3 separate regions of the Homo sapiens genome follow, and all the other regions are linked to region 1. The links are chromatin contacts, found by Hi-C in ENCODE. All regions are on one chromosome and are shown on one strand. The core of a region is the stretch at or near the end of the contact, and the rest is flanking DNA. Distances in the headings are between cores, read along the strand shown.

Evidence for each region. Hi-C counts contacts between places; a loop is a spot of excess contacts on that map. Pooled maps may share reads with other maps.
Region 2: a map of CD4-positive, alpha-beta T cell shows a loop between it and region 1 (10-fold over the local background). The contact joins the promoter of TIGAR here to the promoter of TSPAN9 in region 1. A Hi-C loop is called at or near these places in 2 of 168 maps with a recorded cell type or tissue (CD4-positive, alpha-beta T cell and naive thymus-derived CD4-positive, alpha-beta T cell) and 11 of 50 pooled maps.
Region 3: a loop to region 1 is called in a pooled map, with 7 times the contacts of the local background. The contact joins the promoter of DCP1B here to the promoter of TSPAN9 in region 1. A Hi-C loop is called at or near these places in 6 of 50 pooled maps.

Annotation. Positions count from the first base shown.
Region 1 is chr12:3,075,783-3,078,982 of GRCh38, forward strand. TSPAN9 (tetraspanin 9) reads left to right here and starts at 1,597. Exons shown (of 9, transcript NM_006675.5): 1 at 1,597-1,671. RefSeq lists silencers at 1,103-1,152, 1,203-1,702.
Region 2 is chr12:4,319,628-4,322,827 of GRCh38, forward strand. It overlaps TIGAR (TP53 induced glycolysis regulatory phosphatase), which reads left to right and starts at 1,586. Exons shown (of 6, transcript NM_020375.3): 1 at 1,586-1,676. The coding sequence starts at 1,645. RefSeq lists an enhancer at 1,178-1,831 and a silencer at 1,297-1,676.
Region 3 is chr12:2,002,873-2,006,072 of GRCh38, forward strand. It overlaps DCP1B (decapping mRNA 1B), which reads right to left and starts at 1,585. Exons shown (of 9, transcript NM_152640.5): 1 at 1,410-1,585. The coding sequence starts at 1,559. It also overlaps a transcript of CACNA1C not described here. RefSeq lists enhancers at 667-1,306, 1,631-1,860.

The DNA.
Region 1 (3,200 bases), core at 347-2,846:
TTATGGGTTTAGTCTAATAGACAAAAACAAGGTTGCATGTGTGTGACGGAAAGGGGCCCAGAAGATGAGTGGAAACTTCCAGTCTAATTAGCAGAAAGCAAAAGTGACCCTAGTGATTATAGCCAGGTTTTAAAAACTTGTCCCCAGTCAAGCTTAGTGCAATGGTAGGGCACGTGGGAAGCACAGCATACAGTTTCTTTAAAATTTAAAAAAATTTCACTTTTAAAGACAGGGTCTCCCTCTACTGCCCAGGCTGGAGTACAGTGGCATGATCCTAGTTTACTGCAGCCTCCAACGCCTGAGCCTCAGCCTCCGGAGCAGCTGGGACTACAGGGGTGTGCCACCACACCCGGTTAATTAAAACATTTTTTTTTTGAGATGGGGTTTCCCTATGTTGCCCAGGCTGTTCTTGAATTCCTGAGTTCCTGAGCTCAAGCAATCCTTCCACCTGGGCCCCCCAAAGTCCTGGGATTACACGCGTGAGCCACCACACCTGGCCTAGAAGACATTTTTGATGACAGTAATGATGAGAAGAGATGGCGTTTTAGTGCTCTTTGGAAACAAGTTTAGGCCTTCTAGCTTTAAGAATCCGGGCCTATAATCCCAGCACTTTGGGAGGCAGAGGCAGGAGGATGGCTTGAGCCCGGGAGTTTGAGACCAGCTTGGGCCCAGGGAGACCACCGTCTGTACAAAAAAAATCAAAAACTTCGCCGGACGTGGTGGTGCGCGCCTACAGTCCCAACTACTCTGGAGGCTGAGGCGGGATCACTTGAGCCCGGGAAGTCGAGGCTGCAGTGAGCCGTGATCGCACCACTGCACTCCTGCCTGGGCAACAGAGTGAGTCCTTGTCTCAAGAAAAAACAAAACAAAACAAAAAGCAAAAAACACATAAAATCCAGGCCTGAAAAAGCGCCCGGGCCAGACATGCCTAGCTGGAGTTTCTCCTGCCTTAGCGCACCCCTCAGGCACACGGTGCCCTGTAGTCGCCCTTGGAGGCCGCCAGCTCCTGGGGAGGCATGGCCCTTTCTGCGGGAGGTGTCTCAGGCAGGCTCCAACACACACCCGCGCTGTCAGCATCTCGCACAGTCCGCCCGAAACACCAGGGAAGGGGTTCGTAGGTGTGGGGGTGGGGTGGCGAGGCCAGGCAGCCTGGCGCGAGGGAGAGAGCCGAGGCCTGGGCCAGGAAGGCCCTTGGGTGCCGTGTGGGCGCAGAGCCCAGGAGAGCGCACTGCCAGGCCCGGACCTCCCCGCCCCTACCCCGGGAAGAGGCCCGTTCGCCGCAGGGGGAAGGCGGGATCATAGCACCTCGGAGGAGCGGCCGGTCCGGGCATGCGGGCGGCGGGGCGGGGAGGGAGGCTTCCGGAACCCCGAGAGAGCACCCGTGCCTCGCGGGCCCCGTGCCCCGTCCCCGGGCTCCCCTTCCTCTAACGCAGGGGACCCAGCCCGGGGCAGTGCCGGGCACTGGCGCTGGCGCCCCGCTCAGCCCTGCGATCCTTCTCCGCCCCGCCCCTCCCCGCTCCGCCCCGCCCCTCCCCGCTCCGCCCCCGGGCCGCCCCGCCCCGCAGGCTCGCCATTCCCGGGCAGGCCCCGCCCCCTGTTTCCGCTGGCGGCGGCGGCGGCGGCGGTGCCGGAGCGCGAGCAGAGCGGAGACCCCCAGGTCCTGCGGGCGCGGTGAGTGCGGCCCGGGCGGCGGGCGGCGAGGCGGGTCTCGAGAGCGTGCGGAGTCGCGCGGCCTTGAGCCGGCGCCGGGCGGGCTGGGCACCCCCAGGCCGAGACCCGAGAAGGGGGAGCGGCCGGGGGCGCCCACGGGAGGCAGTGTGGGCAGGGCGGCGGTGGGACGAGAGGACGAGGAACAGAGTAGGCGCCGTGCGGGAAGCGGGCCGGGAAGGGGAGGGTGGGTGCGGGGCCCGGGCACCGAGCGAAGTGGGGTCCTCCAGGGGATGGCTCCGAGGAAGACCGTTTCAGAAAGGGAGTAACCCGGGGCCGGCAAGGGTTTCCGACTGTGTGACCCCGTGCACCGCTTGGGACAGTCCATACAAGGACCCCAGAGAGGGCCAGGGGGCCTTCGGGCAGGGCTGGGATATGGCCTGCAGCCCCCCGGCACCCGCGACCGCTCCCTGGGCCACTGCTGGAAGATCAGCACTCCGAGTGACAGGACTCTGGCACATCCCGAAGTTGGAGATCTAGCCCATCTGTGCATTCAAGTTTGGGACTTCAAAAAACTTTCTTGTGGTTTTTAAAAAAAGATCCAAACAAGAAACCGGCTTGTTGTTGTAAGAGCAATATTTGTACTTGTACATCTTGGAACTGGAGTCTTGGATCTCCTCCCTCTTTGAAAAATATACGAGTCACTGCTTCATCTTCCCCCAAATGCCTGTTTTGTCTGGGGAAGCTTGGGCTAGTATGGGATCCCCTGAGCTACCTTTTTCTCGCATCACCAAAACGGGGGGTAAGAAGGCAGGGGCTTACCTGCCTTACCTGGTAACTCTTAGTTCAGAGACCCAGTCTCTCATTATGTGCGCGTGCCCTTCTGACCTGCAGCTGTCCTTTTCCCTGGGGTGACTCAGGTATTTCCTCCTCCAGGAAGCTTTCCTGGACTAGTGGAGAAAACTGAAGACTCATGCGAGGATCCCTATATATACCTGCCAGCTCCCTTCTCTTTACTGAAAATAGCCACAGAGAATGTTGAATATATGCTTTGCTATAGAGATACGCAGCCAGCTTGCCATCATAAGTAATGGGGAGGGGAGGAGAGGGATTATGGATAATTTCAAACAATAGCCTGGACAAATCATTTATATTTAGCTAAGGAATGCAGCCAGAGAGGCAGACAATTACACCGGCTTCCTACCCTCGGCTTGGTCCTGGCATGGCTGATGCAGCTGGGCTGTGGGTTGGAGGGAGAGGATTGGGGTAGATAAAACTTGAAGTGTAATTCAGTTCTACTCTCACTCACTGAAGACGCCCTGTGTGCAAGTCCCTGAACAGGTGAGAGTAGGATTTTTTTTTTTTTGGTCTGGTTTAATCAGATTTTAATATTCTGGCAGAGCTTTTTAAACCTATGAACAGATATTTAATATTAATAACAATAACTAGTGTTGATAAAGTAATTTATAGTTGGCCAAGTTTTTTCTATGCACGTTACATTAGCTGTATATAATTTTATTTAATTCATACGTAATCTTGTGAAATTTGTTACT
Region 2 (3,200 bases), core at 336-2,835, 1.2 Mb after region 1:
GACAAGGGAGGGGAAGGGGTTCTTATCCCTGACGCACGTGGCCCCTGCTGCTGTGTAGTGCCCCACCGCACAGGCTAAACTAATTCCGATTGGCTAATCTAAAGAGAGTGATGGGGGTGAGTGGTTTGGCGGGAAAAACAGTTATGACAGAGCAGGTAATCTGAGTCAGGGTGGCGTAGGTAATGGGAAGGAGTCAGGGTGGAGTAGGTAATGGGAAGGAGTCAGGGTGGAGTAGGTAATGGGAAGGAGTCAGAGTGCAGCAGGTAATCGAAAAAGGTTGTGGCCGGGCGCGGTGGCTCACGCCTGTAATCCCACCACTTTGGGAGGTCGAGGCGGGCGGATCACGAGGTCAGGAGATCGAGACCATCCTGGCTAACACGGTGAAACCCTGTCTCTACTAAAAATACAAAAAATTAGCCGGGCGTGGTGGCAGGCGCCTGTAGTCCCAGCTACTCGGGAGGCTGAGCCAGAATGGCGTGAACCCGGGAGGCGGAGCTTGCAGTGAGCCGAGATCACACCACTGCACTCCAGCCTGGGTGACAGAGCCAGACTCCATCTCAAAAAAATAAATAAATAAATAAAAAAGAGAAGGTTGCTTTAGGAGGAAGTTAAGTTTAAAAGTAAAAAGCAAAGAATTGAACATACTGACATATTGATTCTTTGAAAAGAAATTTAGAACTCATATCTAACATGAAGCAACTCCCTCAACGTTCTGAAGGCTATTAAAGAGAAATTATTCATCTGAGGCTTGTTAAAAACGGCAAGACTTTACTCAAGACTACTGCAATAGGTGAGAGAGACTGAATTCGACTCTAGAATACAACCGGGACCAGTGGAGATTTATAGCCAGGGGGCGGGATGGAAGGGATGAAAGAGAAGATGGGAAATTACCAGAACGTGGTAAGCTATCTGGGGGAGGGGGAGGAGGAACTTTACTAGATATCAAGGGCCTTAGAAGAGAGCATCAACAGTGAGGTCTCTCTTGATAAACAGGCTTAGCAGGATTCTTTGGTAAAACCAGGCTCAGCAGGCCGAGGATGCCGTCTAGTATAGAAAAGGCCTCAAAGGAGCCCGACTAAAGTTTGGTCACGGAGGGCGTCTGTCCCGGCGGAGTTGGGGTGGGTGGGTCTAAGTCTACAGACCTGGCCGACGCTACGTCCCTAAGGTTAGGGACTAACAGACCTCATAGAACACAGTCTGTTGGTCGCTGTACACCCGTGAGGGGTTCATCACAGTGGCCAGCTATAAGACGAACGGTTGCATTCCAGCCTCAATCGCAACAACCACAAATCAGTGCGCCGGCTTCCTTATCTGCCCCGAACGCAGGCTGCCGGCTATCGAGGGAAGGAATCCTACCGCGGACTCCGCGGGCGGGGCCTCCCGCACCTGCCGCGCGCCAATCACAGGCCGGCGCGCAGGGGCGCAAGCGCCGCAGCCCTGGGCGGGGCCCCCGTGGCTCCCTCGTCTCCCCCGCCCCGTCGGCCTCGCCCGGCCCTGAGTGGCCTTCGGGGATGACGTGCGAGGCCGCCTCGGCCTATGGCGGCGGAGCCGGCCGGCTGCTTGGCGGAAGTGGTGTGGGGGAGGTAGCCCGCAGTGCAGGGGCAGCGCGGCGCGGGGCCACCGACGGGACGCGGCTCCGGGAACATGGCTCGCTTCGCTCTGACTGTTGTCCGGCAGTGAGTATGGCTGTGGCAGGATGTCTTTCTCTCTCTCTTCCTTGAGTGTGTTGGAGCGGGTGAAGGGAAAACGGGTCCACCACCCTCTCCCCTCCCTGCTCGCTCCAGCCCGGGAGGGCTGGCTTGGAAGCGCTTTTTCCGGGGCGCTTGCCCTGGGGCCGTCCCGTGTCGCCCCTCCTCTCACCCCAGCAGCCCCGAGGGACGACGGCAGGTCTTAGATAGCTTCGTTCCGTGTTTCAGATAAAGTGAGGCCCGGAGGAGCAAGGGATCGGGGTTCGTAGGCACTTGGTGGCTGCACCAAAAACGGTGCCAGACATGTCCACAGACTTGTCTGGGTACCGATTTTGCTCCCCAGCAGATTGCAAAGAGTTTGCAGAATTGCTCGTCCATGGCTGATGTTTTTGATGCCGGCTGCCTTCCGCTATCCTCTCAGTTTCTGAGGTTCCCCCTCGTTTCCCCAGGCAGTCAGCCCCCCAGGCACATATATGAGACTTCTTTCTTTTCCCCAGAGGTTACAGTTCTGGGAGAGAAAAGAGGATCACAGCTCTGATCTCAGCAGACCGTATCATCCCAAATAAATGTTTTTATTATCATAACGTTACACGGAGCTGCATGCTGATAGGTCTTTATGTATTTGCCAAGTGTTAACGGGAGGTGAAAATCAGGGTAGTTAAGAGCACAGATTTTTATTTTTATTTTTTTTTTTTTGTGAGATGGAGCCTCGCTCTGTCACCCAGGCTGGAGTGCAGTGGCGCTATCTCTGCTCACTGCAACCTCCCGCCTCCGGGGTTCAAGCGATTCTCCTGCTTCAGCCTCCCGAGTAGCTGGGATTACAGGCATGCGCCACCACGCCCGGCTAATTTTTGTATTTTTAGTAGAGACAGGGTTTCGCCATGTTGGTCAGGCAGGTCTGGAACTCCTGACCTTAAGTGATCCGACTACCTCGGCCTCGCAAAGTGTTGGGATTACAGGCATGAGCCACCGCGCCCTGCTAAGAGCACAGATTTTTCAGGCAAGGTAGACCTCGGTTGGAGTCTGTTCTCCAGCTAAGAGCCAGGTAGCCTGGACTTAAGTTTCCTGATATGCAAATGATAGTGCGTATCTCACTACTTTAATGCGAGAATTAAATGGGGGACAGGTAAAGTGTATGATGCAACAGGGAAAGAAATATATCTGAGAAATAACTTCTATAAAGAAAGCTCCAATAAAAGTGCAGTTGATTCCCAAATACGAACGTATAGTTCAGCACACCAGCATTTTGAGTAGGTAATGTGTGCCAGTAGACTGGATCATACAGATAAATAACATACCATTTCTGCATTCATGGAGCTCACAAAGGACATTAATATGATTTAACTTTGTCAATTGACTTTAACAGCTATCTTTTCTGGCCTGTCCTTCCTTTATAAGAAAGATAATCTTAAGAATCCTCTAAAATTGTCTGTTTAGGATTAGCAGGATTTTAATGGCTACCTTAGAAATCTAGTTCCTCACTATCTCTTCTCCCACCCCTCTCGGTTGTAT
Region 3 (3,200 bases), core at 335-2,834, 1.1 Mb before region 1:
ATGTAAAAACGAAGGTGACACCTCGAAAAAACAAACAAACAAAAACAAACAAAAAAAGTAGGTGACAAATTCCCCTGGAAACTAGGGGGAAATAACCTCTTTCTCCTGATCAAGAGGTACACTTTCTATTACAGAAGAACGAATATTAAAGAGCTCTTCCTGTTCTCCTTTTGTGTTTGGCTACTAGGAGAGCAGACCTAAATTCTTTGCCCCATTCCGGCAAATTTCCTCCGTTAAGAACTTTGGGCAAAACTGTTTGTCTACCCCATTCTTGCTTGTCTTTTTATTTTTATGTTAATGATTTTCAGGTGAGTTTTTTACTACAGGCTGCTGAACTATACTGCAGATAAGTAGGCTTATGAATGTGGGTGTTAAAAAAAATACAGAGTTGTTCAACATGGATGTTTTCCTAGATTAAGTTTTGATGTTTATACAACCGACTTGAAGAACACAAAAAGTTTATCTGAAATCCATTCATCAAGGCTAAGTTCTCCATACTGTTTTGTAACTTATTTTAAAATGATGGATATCATGTATGTGATACATAATGGATGATGAATATTATTTGGACAAAACTCATTATGAGTAAAGAAACAAAATTACATGTCTCTACATTCGAGTGGGTGGGTTACAAAATTACAAGCAGCAATCCCTGCAACAGGATTCCAGTGTTCTAGGCTTCTACCCCATTCTAACTATGAGGAAAATGAAATTTCATTCCATTACCATTTACTGGGACTCTGCTTTGAGAAGAGCACTAAAATAATTTGGCTCCCAAATGACCTCCAATATCGAACTTGGTGTGCTGCCGTGTAATAATCTTCCCAAGAGCATCAGCTTCCTTCTAAGTGTTAGACCCTGCCCCATTTTGTCTTTTATTTGACGAGGTTGGCTCTTTTCTTGGTGTTTCCCCTTAAGTTTACAACTTGCAGATTTCTCCCCTTCTATCAAGTTTTGATTTCTCTTTGCCCCATCTAAGACTGACATTCCAAAATCAGAACTCTGCACTTTTATTCGTCTGCTGTCCCTGCCTCCCCCATAGCCACAGATTCACTGTAACAGAACTCTGCTCTACTTTCTCGAGCACATCGGTCTTCCGGCCATAAGGTATCAGGTCCTTCCTTTCCTTCGGCTCTTATGGTGCCGTACCCGATCGGTCTGGTCTCCCAGCGTTGGGTACGTTAGAGATTTAAGTCTTTTCCCCAACTCCAGGTAGCTCCACAGATCCGCCTTCCTTCCCCCAAACCCCCGAGACCCCATCTCCACAACTTCGGCCTCAGTCCCCAGATCCACCCACTTCCAGGGCGTCAACGTCTCCTCCCCCTCACCGGGTCCTCAAGTCCTGAGTCTGACGCCCCCCGCCTCCACCCCAACCCTGGGCTGCACTGCTCCGCCGCGTCCGCACGCACCCACTCGTTGGCCCGATGGCCGAAGGTGTACAGAGCCACCTGGCTGGCCACGTCCACGATGCGGTTGATATAGGGGTCGTGGCGCTGCAGGGCCGCTAGGCTGATGTCGCGCCCCTTTCCCACCAGGCCGCCTGCCGCCACGGCTGCCATCTTCCCTCCCTCCCAGACATAGGCACGGGGCTCTTGGAAGCCACTCTCAATAGATCGCAGAACGAGCGAGCTGCCTCGCAACCGAGAACCCACGGCGACCACACGGCCCGGGAGGCCTTCCGGCTCCAGTCACCCCCACCCTCCTGCCCGCCGACAGACGCAAGGCCTCACTAATCGATGGCCGCGCCCCGCCCACTGAGGATCGTTGCCACTGGCAACGACAAGCCCAGGCCTGCCCTCTGCATCCCGTTTCTTTCTCCAAGAGCTGTTTTTCTACGCGCTCGAGCCTTTGAGCTGTGTGTGCGGTAGGATTTCCTTCTTGGATGTGTTCGACCCCTTGGCATATCTTTTCTTTGGCGCTTCAGTGATCAAATCTATCACAATAAATAAGCCTCGAGCATCAAGAACTCTGAAGAGAAAGAGAACTGAATTGATTTCTGAATGCGCTAACACCCAGTGGTTCTCAAAGTGTGGTGTGGTCCTGGAACCCTTTGGGAGTTTCTGAGACCCTTTCAGGGGATCTGCAAGGTCAAAAAAAAAACAAAACCTTTTATGACAATGCTGAGACTTACTTATTTGACTTGTTCACTGTGGTGACGTTTTGCAGACAATGGTGGTTAAAAGCGCCGGTGGTTTAACCCAATCAAGGCAGGGGCACCAAACTGTATTGCTAGTCAAAGTACGCGTCACTAATCTGCACTCTCAGTTACAAAAGAAAAAAAAAAAAAGAAGAAGGTAGAGAGCCAGTGTCACCTGATGGTGTTCTTGATAAGCAGTAAGAATTATTAATTTCATTGAAGCTTAATCCTTGGGTACAATTCTTTTTAACATTCTGCATGAAAAAATAGGAAATAGGCATAAAGCACGTCTGCTGCAAAATGAAGTGTGTCATATTTGTCTCTAGGAAAATACTTCTGTGCTTGAGTTGTAGGCCGAATTCATGTTTTTATTTTTATTTTCATAAAACATTTTTACTTGAAAGAAAGATGGGCAAACTATGATTATTCAAACAGGTACTTGACAGACATTTTTCTGAAAATAAATAAAGTGTGCCTGTCACTTTCAGGAAAACAAGGGACAATTACTGCTGCCAATGATAATTTTTAAGCCTTCAAGCCAGAATTAAAAGTTTAGAAAATGTGTATCTACTGCCATGAGCTTGACATCTCAGTACTTAATGTTTTTTTTTCTGATGAGATCAGTGATGATATTAATGAGCGCAATTTTAACAAATCTTGTATAATGGAAAGTGTCAATATCTCAAAGATCTGCTTAACTCAGTGGTCCAGTATTTTCCAAAAGACCAATGTCTCATGCTACATAATCATGCACAGGCAAAAGATCCATTCAAGGACAAGGTGGACTAATGGATTTTTAATGTAACAGTATGAAAAGTTAATAGGATTTCAGATAGTACATTGCAGCTAAGCTTTGAGAAACTCCAGCTTGTCAAGTTTTGGTATATTATCCAAGAAGAATATCCACAATTGTCTGAAAAACTCTATTAAAATATCCATCTCTTTTCCAACTACATTATCTACATATGAGGCCAGAGTTTCTTCATATACTCCAAACAAAACACACATAGCCCGGGGTCTTTAAAGTTATTTTTAATTTCCAATATGGTAAATATAGGTGGGT